Regions from separate parts of the Homo sapiens genome. Here all the other regions are linked to region 4. The links are chromatin contacts, found by Hi-C or POLR2A ChIA-PET in ENCODE. All regions are on one chromosome and are shown on one strand. The core of a region is the stretch at or near the end of the contact, and the rest is flanking DNA. Distances in the headings are between cores, read along the strand shown. Region 1 overlaps LOC105378027 (a long non-coding RNA gene). Region 2 overlaps WAKMAR2 (wound and keratinocyte migration associated lncRNA 2). Region 3 holds the start of PERP (p53 apoptosis effector related to PMP22). Region 4 holds the start of HECA (hdc homolog, cell cycle regulator).

Region 1 (3,038 bases), core at 144-2,643, 1.4 Mb after region 4:
TTTAGTTGATTTGAATTGACTTTCTTTCAAAGAAAACAAGCTCTCCAACGTTCAAAATTAACCCCATTAACAGAAACTCAAGAAGACCAAATTACATATGAGATTTTAGTCTTTCTTTATTTTCCAACTTGGAAATTTTATATAGATGGTAGAAAAAATTGATAAAGTGTCAGAAATAAGCACTAAACAAACAATATTATCATAAATAAACATCATCTTCAATTAGTATCAATAAGACATAAAATGCTGCCACAACTGAGGCCATCAACTTTGGTGAAGAATGTATTATAGAATATTTTACTGTGGTTCAAAGAGGTATTTGAAATACCATACTGCCATTTTTGGAAACTAATAAAATATATCTTGAAAAGAAAGGTAATTAATTATAGATTTTTAACTTCATATTTCAAATTCCACTCAGCCCACACCAATCTGAAAGTCACTAATTTGATTTAACTCTATGTAGTAAAACTCCATTTGTCTTTGAGTTGTCATTCAGTCCTCTATGACAAATTCTGAAAATACTTTCCTCAAGCATGCAGAACTTGATGAAATATCCTTAAAACATTTTAAGCTGTTAATAGAAACACACAAGAATATTGTGGAAAAAATATCTTTTATTGATATATTTAGTTTAATTAGCAAATATAAATTTATAAGCAGGTAAGATTCACATAGACAAAATAGTAATACAGAGTGAAGAAATTTTACACTATAATAATCACACATTTTTATTAAGCTCTTAGACTTACTGCAAATGTATTTTCTTGGTACTTGGGTAGAATGGCAACGGGCACTTTAGATCTCAGATCAATAGATAGAAGCACTTATTTTACGTGAGAGAAGCAAAGAGATTTTCTGTTGTCTTAAAATTCACTTTGCTATGTGATGTGAACTCATTTTGAAGTCTTTCTTGTCAATGATAATATTACATTTCAAACTGAGACACAGTGTGTTTCTCTTTTGAGAAAGCTACTCATCTTAAATAGAGCAAAGTTTCAAAACAGCAAGTTAGATATATCCCTTATTGTTCATAACCAAAATCTTTACATTTTGGAAAAGAAAAAGATGAAAAAGAAAGTAGATAAAATTCAATACTAAAAAATTCTACTGCTAAGGTTTTCTATAAAAACAATTAGCTGACCAGAGATGGTACCGTTGTGTAGAGATTAGCACTGGAAAGAAAATAAGCAAGACTAAAGCATTTATGGTTTATGCATCTGTCTATTTAAAGGACTTCCAACCCCTTAGCCCAATGCTGCTGTCAGGAAAGAAATGGAAAATCCAGTTACAACTGTCTAGCAGGTCTATCATTATTCAGGATGAAAGCACTGCTTAGTCATTCACTAACTCAGAATTCTCTTTTTAGCAACTTAATACAGTATCATGCAACCACTGCCCAAGACAATTTACAACAAGACTCTTTGCCAAAAATACATCAATTGTAAGGAAAACAGGAAACAGCAAAGAGAAGGGCAATCTTAACCAGTTTTCTGAGTCATCTTTTCCTGTGCACTCGTCACGAAACTCCATTTATTTAGGTGAGCTGGAAGTATTATATTTAGGAAATAGGGTTAGAGCCTGATAGTGCCGTTAAGTGGTCTAAGCCACCAGTTTTTCTAAGGGCTAATTCTAGGCCAAATTATAAAGTAGCAAATTCTGCTTTGATGCTGTCTCCTCTCTCCTTTTTGTCTTCCAATTTCTTCCTTTCAAATAACCAGGGACCTCTTGTCTTATCTGACTTCTCGGAACCTACTGTTTTCCACACTAAAACCTGTGCAGTTAGTTAACATGCTGATCTGATCACCTAACATGATGAACTAGTGCCAAGTGTGGATATAACTGGAGGAGCTCGAGATTTAAAAGTTAAGTAACGTTCCAGAAAATACATAGCTTATAACTAGTGATAACTAGAGGAGCAAGAAGTCAGTTGCAGGCCTGTGAGCGTTTCCAGTCATTATTATGCTGATTTACATGGTTATTCTGGTGGGGCTGTGCCTAGAGGTGAGAGTAGGGGCATCCTATCAGAATTCCCAGGGTATATTCTCAAAATTAATATACATGACTGAGAATCTCCTGAGTTATGTAATCAGTGTGGCAGTCATACATGTTATAACAATTTCCCAAATGACTAGAATGCACACTCAGAGAACACACATTAATTTTAGGTAATGGATGTGCTAAGACATGGTGAACACCAGTGTCACTTGATGCAGACTGAAACTCACAGGCAAAAGAGTAACTGGAGTATAAGTAAGTCCTCTAACTCAAATGGTAGTCATGCCTCTGGGGTGTAAGACATGTATAAGTCAGGGCAGTGCTGGAAATTATAGATTTCTCTAGATTTGTTTCATTTGTAGCAGGGAAAAGGCCCGTTTAGAAGCCTATTTGGATGGATTTTTCAGTGTGAATGAAAGTCCCTGTACTGCAGCAATTGGTGCCGGTCTCTCCCTTCCCAGACTCTCACATTTCCTTCATAGTTTTTTCTTAACGAACCATCAGCCATACTGCCTTAGAGACGGGTCCCAGTGGGAAATTTGGTTCTCAATACTGTCCCCTCCTGTCTGCTCTTCTACTTTTCTTTCCACTTGTCTGTTCTTTTCATTTGAGGGAGACCCTAGGCTCTAGAGTTCTATTTTGGCAGGCTATAGCTATAGCCTCGAGAGATGCTCCAATTTGCAAACAGTCTTTGAGGGGTCTCCCTTGCTCAGGACTCCAGCCCAGTTTCCGGATACCCAATTCAAAATTGGTTCTCATTTTTATTACTTTCTAGATGGTTTATCATTGCAGTTTTGATTTCCTCTCTGATATGAAGTGAACCCTATTACCAGCTCCATTATAAGTGATGCTTTATTTGTTCATTGGCTATCTTAAGGAGCAGTGCTGAGAGTCATGGAAAGTGAAATGAATTGCTGCTCTGGGCTAGTTAAGGAGCAGCAGAAATGCCTTAGTTCTAATAGATTTAAGTTCCAGATAAGGCTTTTCCAGACCTTTAAGTTCTAGGGACATCCAGATTCGCAAGGTGCAAAGAACGTAAT
Region 2 (3,022 bases), core at 372-2,871, 1.3 Mb before region 4:
AGGGAATGAGGAAAGGTCATCGTGTTGGACACACATCTATGGTCTGGGCCTGTCAGGCTCCAAGGGTTGTGGTGTGTGTGCACTTGTATCTCCAAGAGAACGGGAGTGACATCCCCAAACACAAATGAGGTTAACTTTTCTAAGGAACATTGGTTAGTGGCCAGGCGTGGTGGTTCACACCTATAATCCCAGCACTCTGGGAGGCCGTGGAGGGTGGATCACTTGAGGTCAGGAGTTTGAGACCAGCCTGATCAACATGGTGAAACCCCATCTCTACTAAAAATACAAAAATTAGCCAGGCATGGTGACACATGCCTGTAATCCCAGCTACTTGCGAGGCTGAGGCAGAAGAATCGCTTCAACCCAGGAGGCGGAGGTTGCAGTGAGCCGAGGTCACACCACTGCACTCCAGCCTGGGAGACAGAGTGAGACTCTGTCTCAAAACAAAACAAAACAAAACAAAAACCAAAAACATTGGTTAGTGTAGCCAAGAAAGATTTTTGACTTAAAAAATAAATCTGTTATCCATGCAGTGTGTTGATGAAAAAAAGAAGATAGTATGTGTTACAAATAAGATAAATATTACATAACCATTTGTAAGATTATTTATGAAGAGTTTGTAATGATGTGGGAAAGAGGTTATGATATAAAGTTAAGCAAAAGAAAAAGTAAATGCCAATTATAAAAATAGTATATTGTTAGCTTTGCTTAAACATATATACGCACACACTATCCGCAAAAAGCAGGAATATACTTCACTCTGTAAGTGGTGGTTATCTCTGAGTGACATTTTACAGGATGTTCCCCTGCTTTTTTTTTACTGTAATGTACATTCCAAATTATTAGATTAGTATATTTACTTTTACAAATGGTGATTATACATTTTAATAGTTTCAGAATGTTAAGATCTTAAGAGACTAAGCTTAGTTCTATAGCTAGCACATAGTAGCATTGCATAAATATTATTCAATCAATTAATGAAGTCATCACTTCATCGCAAGAGTGTACACAAAGTATTAGAACTATTAAAATGTTTGTGTGTGCACCAGCCCCATCAATTCTGAACAACGCCCTATGCCCTATCTGTCATAATTATATATTCTTATTTTTGGGGTCCTCACTCCTTAAAGCAACATTGTTGTTTCCTTCATTGCTTCTCCCCAAGCACAGAAGCAAAAAAAAAAAAAGAGATCATTTATTGTTTTAAAACCTTCATTTATTTTGGGATGTCACTACCAATTTTTCAGGCCTTAGACATGTAAGCATGCATTTCTACTTTTTTAGATTTTGAATCATGTAGAAATCTAGCCAAATTAATTGAGAATACTCTATTGAATAAATCAACAACTTTACTTCCAGGGTCCTGTTAACCTAAGCTAAAGATAAAAAAGCAGCAACAAAGTGCCACTGTTATCTGGTTAAAACTGACAACTGTAAGATGTATGGATGATTTTCTACAAGTTTAGAAACAGGAAACAGTGCTTGCTGCACTTGCCACAGGGCATATAAACTGAGAAAGTTATGTAGAAATTCAAGATCAGAGGATGAGCGCAAGGATGATCTTTGAGAACAAAACAGTGAACAGAGCCCTTTGTGGTGGCAAGCAGTGACGTGAGGTTGTGTTTATGTGAATACAAACCCTCTCCTCCCAAGTCTGGTGACTACAGTGTTTTCTTCCCACCTCGTTGTTAATTGTGGAAATCTGGCTGTCACTATTAACATATCAAACAGAGGTCTTGATATTATCTGCAGCTGATCATTTGTTTAGGTTTTACCCGCAGGAAAAGTCTGGTGGCAGCCAGTCCCAGGACAGCCACGCATGACGCACAGAAGAGTCCTTATAGTTCCCCTGGAGGGGGTGATGATGCAGGCAAATGCCACGCCTGATCCCTTTGGGTCTCCGTGGCAACAAGGCTGCTTGTCAGACTAGATGATAATGAGCCATGATCTGGAAGAGGCTTATTCCATAACAGGAGGGAGGTTTCAAAGGTAACACGTCAACAGCAATGCCTCGGCAACAGCTGTTTGTTATTGTAGTCGTCAAGGACAGAAAAAGGACAAGGCTGCCAGAAGATGTTGCATATGGAACAGAAGATTCTTGCCCTGGAAGAAGGAATAGAGGAGATGTAAATATCCCTTCTTTCTTGGGGGAAGGAAATAGATGAACTGTATGCTAAGTTAGAGCCTCTCTTTATCTATAAATGATCTGTTGGTTAAACAGGATACCTCCCTTCTGAACATCTCAGCACCCCATCAAGAGAACTTCAGGTCTCTGCCATTTAGACGTGTCATTTGTAAGTAAAATAAATCAGGGAAGTAATAGGAGGAAAGCTAAGAATGAAAGGAATTCATCACCACTGCAAATTTGTCCCTGAAGCAAGGTGAGTCCCTGCCCATCTGGCTACACCAGCTCTTTTTTTTTTTTTTTTTTTTTTTTTTTTTTGGCCCTTACTAGACCCCACTTGGGATTTTGTTGGCATATTTGCTTGGATGTCTATCTCCTCTGTAGTTCCTGAGGTCAAGATTACAGTCTCTTTTTTTTTTTTTTTAGTTTTTGTATCTATGGTGCCTGGCAAAGAAAAGAAGCTCCATCAATATTTACCAGTTGCTGGTGGCAATGGTAATGGTAGTTGTGTAGAAGGTGGGAAGGATAGAAGTATAGCTAAGTGACGGGACATTCTATTTCTACACCTTGTTTAGCTATGGAGGTCTCTGGAACTAGCCAGGCTAGCCAAGACTGGGACTTCTTGTGTCTTCTCCAAGAGAGGCAGAATGAGCCTAATGGTTTAGAACGTGGGCTCTGGAGCCAGACAAGCCAGATTAGAATCCTGACTCTACTCCAAGCAGTGTGAGCTTTGGCAAGTTACATACCCCATCTGTGCCTCTGTGAGGATGAAACGAGTTCCTTAGAATGATGCCTGGTACCCCAGAGGAGCTATTCAGGTTCAATTGACTCTGTTTCTAGTATTACTGCTCAACTTAGGAAGAAAAGAAGTGCAGAAGAGGAGAGGCTTTTGCTTCA
Region 3 (3,232 bases), core at 233-2,732, 1.0 Mb before region 4:
ACATTTTATTACCTGGCTAATGGGGACCATGCTTCCTTTTGTGGGGAAGTGACGTCCAAAGGATTACACAAAAGAAAGGGCACCAAGTTGCTGATATAGTCCCCCGGAAACACAAATAAACAGGATTGGGTTGGAAGCCCTGGGCCACTTCAAAGAAAAAAATCAAGTCAATGGTAATAGTAAGAAATGAAAACAGGCAGGGTAGCTTGCTGTCTGTGTTTAAAACTATTAAACCCGGTAGGTAAAGCCCATTTGGCTTTAAGGTTTTATTAGGCTCTCACAGACCCCATCTCCACCCCCACACACATTGCTAATCACAGTAGACCCCAGCTGTGATTCCCATCCACCCCCAGGAAAGGAGAGGGGGCTTCCCACTGTGAAAGAAAATGCCTTCTCAGACAAGAACTATGCTCCAGTCCTGACTTTCAGCAAGGCAAGCAGGGAGCTTCCTCCATGCTGGGAAAATGGCATACAGTACTTCACCTGCTAGGTACATTAAATTTGTCAACTCTGCTTCACGTCGCGAGTGTAGGGAATGTGTTTGCTTTTTAGATTTCAAATCGGATTAAAATAATTAAGTTTTCTAAACAACAATGCCATGCTTAAACCAAAGGACACGCCCTAGAACAAGAGCTAACAAGAACTAGCCTGACCGGTAAAGTAGACTGAAATATCTATTGAAAACGTTAACTGCTAAAACTGCCTGAAAGGGCTTTTTTAAATGAGAAAGTTTTTTCAGCTATATCAAGTTGAACGAATCCACTGATATTAGGGAAGGCACGTTATTTCAATATTTATATTTTAATCATAAGAAGAAACGAGAAGGAAGAGAAATGGGAAGAAATTTCAGGTCTCCAAGAAACTTTGTTCATTATATTTACTCATCTAAACTTGCAATGCTTGAAATAATCTTTCGTACGTAACCGACAAAACCCAGGAAAAAAACTATACAGTTTGAACTACGGCCTTTTTTTTTTTTCTGTTTCTGAGCTTGGTGTTGGCCACCCAAAGCTACTGCTGCTGCATTTGGTTCAGGTCGGATGCATGAGCCCGAGCTCGTCCTAAACAGGCATTCTGAAAAGCACTGGCTCCCCCGACCCTGTGAGGGCCCATCACGCGCGGCGGCTTTTGCAGGCCGCGGCCCCGAGGGCTTCCTGGAGGCGGCGACGGCGGCGGCGGCGGGCACTCACCGTACTCCATGAGGCTCTGACAGCCCTCCTCGTAGGACCCGCTGCCGCCGCCCTCTTGGGAGCATTTCCACCACAGCGAGGACGTCTGGCCGTGGTCGCTAGACTGCAACCAGCCGCGGCCGGCCAGCGCGATGATGTCGAAGGCGATGGCGCTGAGTAGGAGCAGGGGCAGGATCCAGCGGCAGCGCTCGCAGGCCAGGCCGCAGCGGATCATGTTGACGGGCGGCGCGGGGCCGAGCGGAGCGGAGCGGAGCGGGTCGGAGGAGCGCGCGGGACGGGCGACAGCAGAGAGTGGCCTGCGAGCGCGGGCGCCGCCACAAAAGCGAAGAGGCCGCGGGGAGGCGGCTCCCGAGGACGCCGCTCCGGGCGGCCCCACCTAGATTCCGGTGACTCAGAGCGCGCCCGCCCCGACCTGCCCTGCCGGGCCGGGGCGGGCGGGGCCGCTGGTAAACAGGCTGGGTTCTGGTGACACCGGGCGGCGGCGGAAGGCGGCCCGAGGGTCCCGCGCGTCCCACAACCCTCCAGTCCCGCTCTCCTGGCCTCTCCAGGCGCGTGTTTTGTCTTCCTGGCGCACCAACATATACACTTGTTTATCTGCACAGCGCCAGCCTAATATCTGACCCCTGATGTCGCATCGTGGGGCGGTGGTCAGCAGTGCCATATCTGAGTTTTCAGCAGTGTGAGATGGGTGTTCTAATTGCACCTGTGGATAAAGGCTGCACTCCTTTGGACGCGTGCACCCAAACCCAGAAGCCCGTCCCTGACCCCTGCTGACACAGGTGATCCCTTCCTCCTAGGCTCCGCCTTTGCACCTTGGACCGTGGCTCCCCGGGTACTCTTATCTCTTTGCATGCTGTTCTTTCCTGCTGGGTTGCCAGATTTTGGAAAGCGGAGGCGATGCTGAATTTATCTGTGTATCCTTAGTGTCCGGCACCGTGTTTGGATCTCAAGGGGAGCTCAGTGAATTTGATGAATGAACATGTAATTTAACAAATGCTCGCTTCCTTTCGGAAAGGCTTCATCTGGCTTCCCCAGATAATTTCATGTCGCCTCTGCTGCAGTCCACTTCCTATCACGAATCTCTACCTATTTAAACTGCACTCTCTCTACTCTTCATTTACTATTTTGAGGTTTTTCCAAATAAAAATCATACGTCAGCATGCAACCTGCATTTAGGATCCCCCCTTCGGTGTCCTGGGCTAGCTCCCGTCGCAGTTCTGACTCCTAAGATGTGACAGGAAGGGTGGGGTGGCAGCCAGGTGTGCCGCTGAGGACAAAGGAGTTCTCAGTGTCAGGCACCTCGGTGGCCTTGGGAAAATCACTGAAACATCGTATGGGGGTCATGTCTTAACCCTGTACCTCCAAAGATTTCTTCTGAATCCCCTATTTTTTCTGTTAATTTAATATAAAAGTGGGAACTACTTAAAAATATTTTAAATTGTATTCCAATTTGATATTCTCAATAGAAACAGAATACTCTTTTGACTTATGCCATTTTCTGGCAATTCTTGAGGACGAATAAAAGCATGGAGAAAGTATCTGAAAATACATGAAATAATTTCCCTAGCCTTCATTTTACATAATTCAAGTTTTACATAAACCACGTCATATATTTTTATTACAGGAAAATATTTTCACTTTCAAAGAACACAAGAGGGTGTTCTGCCAAAAGTTAATTTTGTATCGTGGAAGCTGTGTGAAGAAAATGGTGATATTTATGTTCTCAGGGTTTTCAAAAGTAATGAAGATATTTGTTTAATTAGCTATGTATAATATATTTGTGAGAAAAAAAAATTCTTATAAGTCAAATACTGACCAGAAGCAAAGTGGCTTCAGACAAAATGAGAGTTTTGCAGGCATCTTAATATCTCTGGATAATTTTGGACTTGATATATATAATTTATTTTCGTTATTCAATGAAACCATTTCCGATGGGCTTGAGGAAAAGAGCTCATTAATGCCGAGGTGAACACAAAGAGATTAGCTCTTCACAATTTCTGGAAGAGACCACATTGACCCTGGTGGGTTTCCAACAATAATAT
Region 4 (3,172 bases), core at 227-2,726:
CTTTGCTGGGCGTTTGGTCCAATTGTTTGTTCAAAATGCCAAGAACTTGGACGACTTGCAGTCAAGACCCTCTAATGGTAACAACAACACCGTGACAGAGCTTTTACTAAAGGGCTGAATTAAAGATTACACTATAAAAGGGGAACACTGTAAAGCTGTCAGCTAAACTAGTCTTTCCTCCACAGTTCGTGAGGAAGGAACCTAATTTATACATTCAACAAATTTATGCCAGCTGTTCTCTGATGTGCCCAAGGCAGATAAAATCTATCCATGGAGGTTTCATTTCAGTGAGAGGGAGATATACAAGAAATAAGTAAACACCTACATTGCCAACATAATTAGAGATGGAGGAGGAAAATAACAGGGTGGAACTTCTGACAGCTCTCCTGGGAAGGTCTCTGTGGAAGTGATGTATTTGAGCTGAGACCTGAAGGAAGGGAAGGAGTTGGCCGAAAAGGTAGAATAGAATTGCAGAAAGAGATCAAGGGGAGCTCTTCCCAGGGGTCCCCTGCCCTCATATTGCCTGTCTTCACTGGTGTCACCTAATCTCCTACTGCTCATAACCTGGCTACCTATCTTTCACTATCTTTCAGGACAACTCAGCCCTATGCATAGGGATGGGTTCCCCCCAAGCAGGGACTGCTTCAGAGTCCAGGCAACATCTAGTTACATCCCTGGATGATGGGTCTTGTTTGAGTGAATTGTTTTCACCACCAGACTGTGAAGGCTTCCCATTCAGGACCCTGGTGTTCATCCCCATTGTCTGGGAACTCTACCCTGTTTCTTTCTTTCTTTTCTTTTTTTTTTTTTTTTTTTGAGACAGAGTCTCGCTCTGTTGCTCAAGCTGGAGTGCAGTGGCGCGATCTCGGATCCCAGGTTCAAGTGATTCTCCTGCCTCAGCTTCCCGAGTTTCTGGGACTACAGGCGCACGCCACCACGCCCAGCTAATTTTTTTTTGTATTTTTAGTAGAGACAGGGTTTCACCACGTTGGCCAGGATGGTCTCGATCTCTTGACCTCGTGATACACCCGCCTCGGCCTCCCAAAGTGCTGGGATTACAGGCATAAGCCACCGCGCCCGGTCCCCTGTTTCTTTAATTACTGTTACTGAAAGGCATAGCCTTTGAATGAGTTATTAATCCAAAATCTTTTGTTTTCCATTCTTGCTCTAGTCACAGCTTATTTTTCCAGACCATACTGTTCTAAGCCTCAATTACATTAAGGCCAGGAGGCCACCGAAGAACTCCACATGCCACTGCACTGGCGGGTGGAGCAAGTCAAGCAGGGCAGCTCATGAACGCCCGGGAGTCCAGGAGGCCCGGGTGGGGACGCCTGGATGACGTCACTCGAGGTGGGCAGGCCCCGCGCGGGGCGTGACGTCACGCGGGCGGTCCCGTCAGCCGTGAGGTCACCTGGTGGGCGCGGCCAGGCCGAATCCCCAGTGTCGTCACGGGAGGGGGCGGGCCCAGAGCGTGTCAGTGCAGCCGAATCAAAACAAGCCGGAGACCCGCCTTTTCCCTCCGGCTCGGGAGCGTCTCGCTTGCGCCCCGGGCCCGCGGCGCCCGCGCGGCTGCGAGCCTCGGGTGGCCGCGTGCCGGCTCCAGGAAGCCGGAGAGGGCGCGGCGGCCAGGATGGCGCGGCACGGGCCGTGCGGCTAGACGGGAGCCGAGGGAACCGCCGGCTCGCGCCCTCCGTTCTTTCCCGGAGCCGGCTTCACGCAGGGCCGGGAACGGCCGTGCCTCTGGGATCCGCCTTCGCTGACGCCGGGCACCTACCTGGACGCGAGCGAGCGAGATGCCCAACCCCAAAAACAGCAAAGGCGGCCGCAAAAACAAGCGCGCCAACAGCAGCGGCGACGAGCAGGAAAATGGAGCCGGGGCCCTGGCAGCGGCGGGCGCGGCGGGAGCGGCGGCCGGGGGGGCCCTGGCGGCGGCGGCCGGTTGCGGGGCGGCGGCGGCGGGCGCGCCGGGCGCCGGAGGCGCGGCGGGCGCCGGAGGCGCGGGGACTGGCGCCGCGAACGCTGCGGCCGCCGCGGGGGCTGCGGCCGCGGGCGATGCCAAAAACGGTAAGACGGGGCTGGCGGGGCGAGCGCCAACTTCCTCCCCGACGGGGACGGCGCGGTGGCGGGGCCCTGGGTGGCGCGGGCGGTGCGTGGACAATGCGAGAGTCAGGAAGTGCTCACCCCGCCCCTCCGCCCCGCCGCGGCTGCCCCTTCGCGGTCCCCACGCCTGGCGGCGGGGACAGATCTGCGGCCCCTGCCCGGTGTCCGCGCGGGGGGCAGCCCGCGCCCCACACTCTGAGGGGCTCCCGGCTGCGGCAGCGCTGCCCTCGGGCCCAGCCTGCTGCCCGCGCTGGCACTGCCCCGCCGTGTGTGCCGGGCCGAAGGGAGGAAGGAAGGGAGGAAAGAGCCGCCCAAGTTGAGAAGAATGATCCGATTGAAAACTTAGGCACCGGTTAATTCTTCCCGGTGCTCCAAGGCCACCCGTAACCCCCGGAATGAAGGAGAGAGAGCCTCAATTCTTAGCACACCCAGGCTTGCTGCGTCGATCGCCACAGGTGAAGAGGCCTCGAGACATTTAGGGCCTCTGTGTTTGCTCTTTAATTTTTTGGCTTGCTTGAGGAAGGAAGAGAATCTGAACTTGACTTCCGTTCTCAGCCCGGAGTTAAAAAAAAAAAAAAAAAAAGAAAAGAAAGAAAAGAAAAATCATTCTCTATGTCATTGTGCTTAACATTTTCAGAAGGAAGCCTCATAATCTTAGGTAGTGCCTGAATGTTCCTTTTGAGGGGACACTTAGGAACTGGCCCAGATGTGACAGGATTTCTGTTCTCATTACAGAGCCATGGTTTTCGTTATAAGGTGCTGGGCAAACACTTACTTATTTGGACAGTTCTTTGAATTCCTCTAGTCAGGCACTTTTTCCAGGAAGACAACGTAGGTATTTTAATGAAGGGAGATTTGAATTGTTATATCTGGCTTTTAATTTATAGCGTCAGCTTTTGAAGCCATTCTTTATGTAGATCAGGCACTTTTTTGTTTTGTTTTTTTTTTTTTAGACGGAGTTTGCAATTTCGCCCAGGCTGGAGCGTAGTGGCGCAATCTCGGCTCACTGCAACCACCGTCTTCCGGTCTGAAGCGATTCTCCTGCCTCAGCCTCCCGAGTAGCTGGGATTAC

The links. A loop is a pair of places that touch in the nucleus more often than their neighbours do. ChIA-PET counts read pairs that join two places held with the same protein, here RNA polymerase II (POLR2A). Pooled maps may share reads with other maps.
Region 1: a loop to region 4 is called in a map of breast epithelium, with 18 times the contacts of the local background. The contact joins the enhancer-like site here to the promoter of HECA in region 4. A Hi-C loop is called at or near these places in 2 of 168 maps with a recorded cell type or tissue (breast epithelium and naive thymus-derived CD4-positive, alpha-beta T cell) and 5 of 50 pooled maps.
Region 2: a pooled map shows a loop between it and region 4 (5-fold over the local background). The contact joins the enhancer-like site here to the promoter of HECA in region 4. A Hi-C loop is called at or near these places in 5 of 50 pooled maps. POLR2A ChIA-PET finds 5 or more read pairs at or near these places in 2 of 52 experiments (AG04450 and activated CD4-positive, alpha-beta T cell).
Region 3: a loop to region 4 is called in a pooled map, with 5 times the contacts of the local background. The contact joins the promoter of PERP here to the promoter of HECA in region 4. A Hi-C loop is called at or near these places in 4 of 50 pooled maps.

What each region holds. Positions count from the first base shown.
Region 1 is chr6:140,570,903-140,573,940 of GRCh38, forward strand. All of the region lies in intron 2 of LOC105378027 (a long non-coding RNA gene), which reads left to right. Among named protein-coding and RNA genes, the nearest start is that of MIR4465, 110 kb to the right of the region's middle. Within about 2 kb of position 1,394, at least 3 of the 41 ENCODE cell types and tissues checked have a DNase peak (open chromatin) inside an H3K27ac peak, as active enhancers do.
Region 2 is chr6:137,822,475-137,825,496 of GRCh38, forward strand. WAKMAR2 (wound and keratinocyte migration associated lncRNA 2) reads right to left here. Exons shown (of 4, transcript NR_049793.1): 4 at 1,195-2,103. Among named protein-coding and RNA genes, the nearest start is that of TNFAIP3, 43 kb to the right of the region's middle. Within about 2 kb of position 1,622, at least 14 of the 41 ENCODE cell types and tissues checked have a DNase peak (open chromatin) inside an H3K27ac peak, as active enhancers do.
Region 3 is chr6:138,105,937-138,109,168 of GRCh38, forward strand. It overlaps PERP (p53 apoptosis effector related to PMP22), which reads right to left and starts at 1,483. Exons shown (of 3, transcript NM_022121.5): 1 at 1,191-1,483. The coding sequence starts at 1,404. RefSeq lists a silencer at 1,612-1,661.
Region 4 is chr6:139,133,604-139,136,775 of GRCh38, forward strand. It overlaps HECA (hdc homolog, cell cycle regulator), which reads left to right and starts at 1,477. Exons shown (of 4, transcript NM_016217.3): 1 at 1,477-2,064. The coding sequence starts at 1,794. RefSeq lists enhancers at 1,269-1,563, 2,429-2,548 and silencers at 1,269-1,458, 1,569-1,648, 2,049-2,318.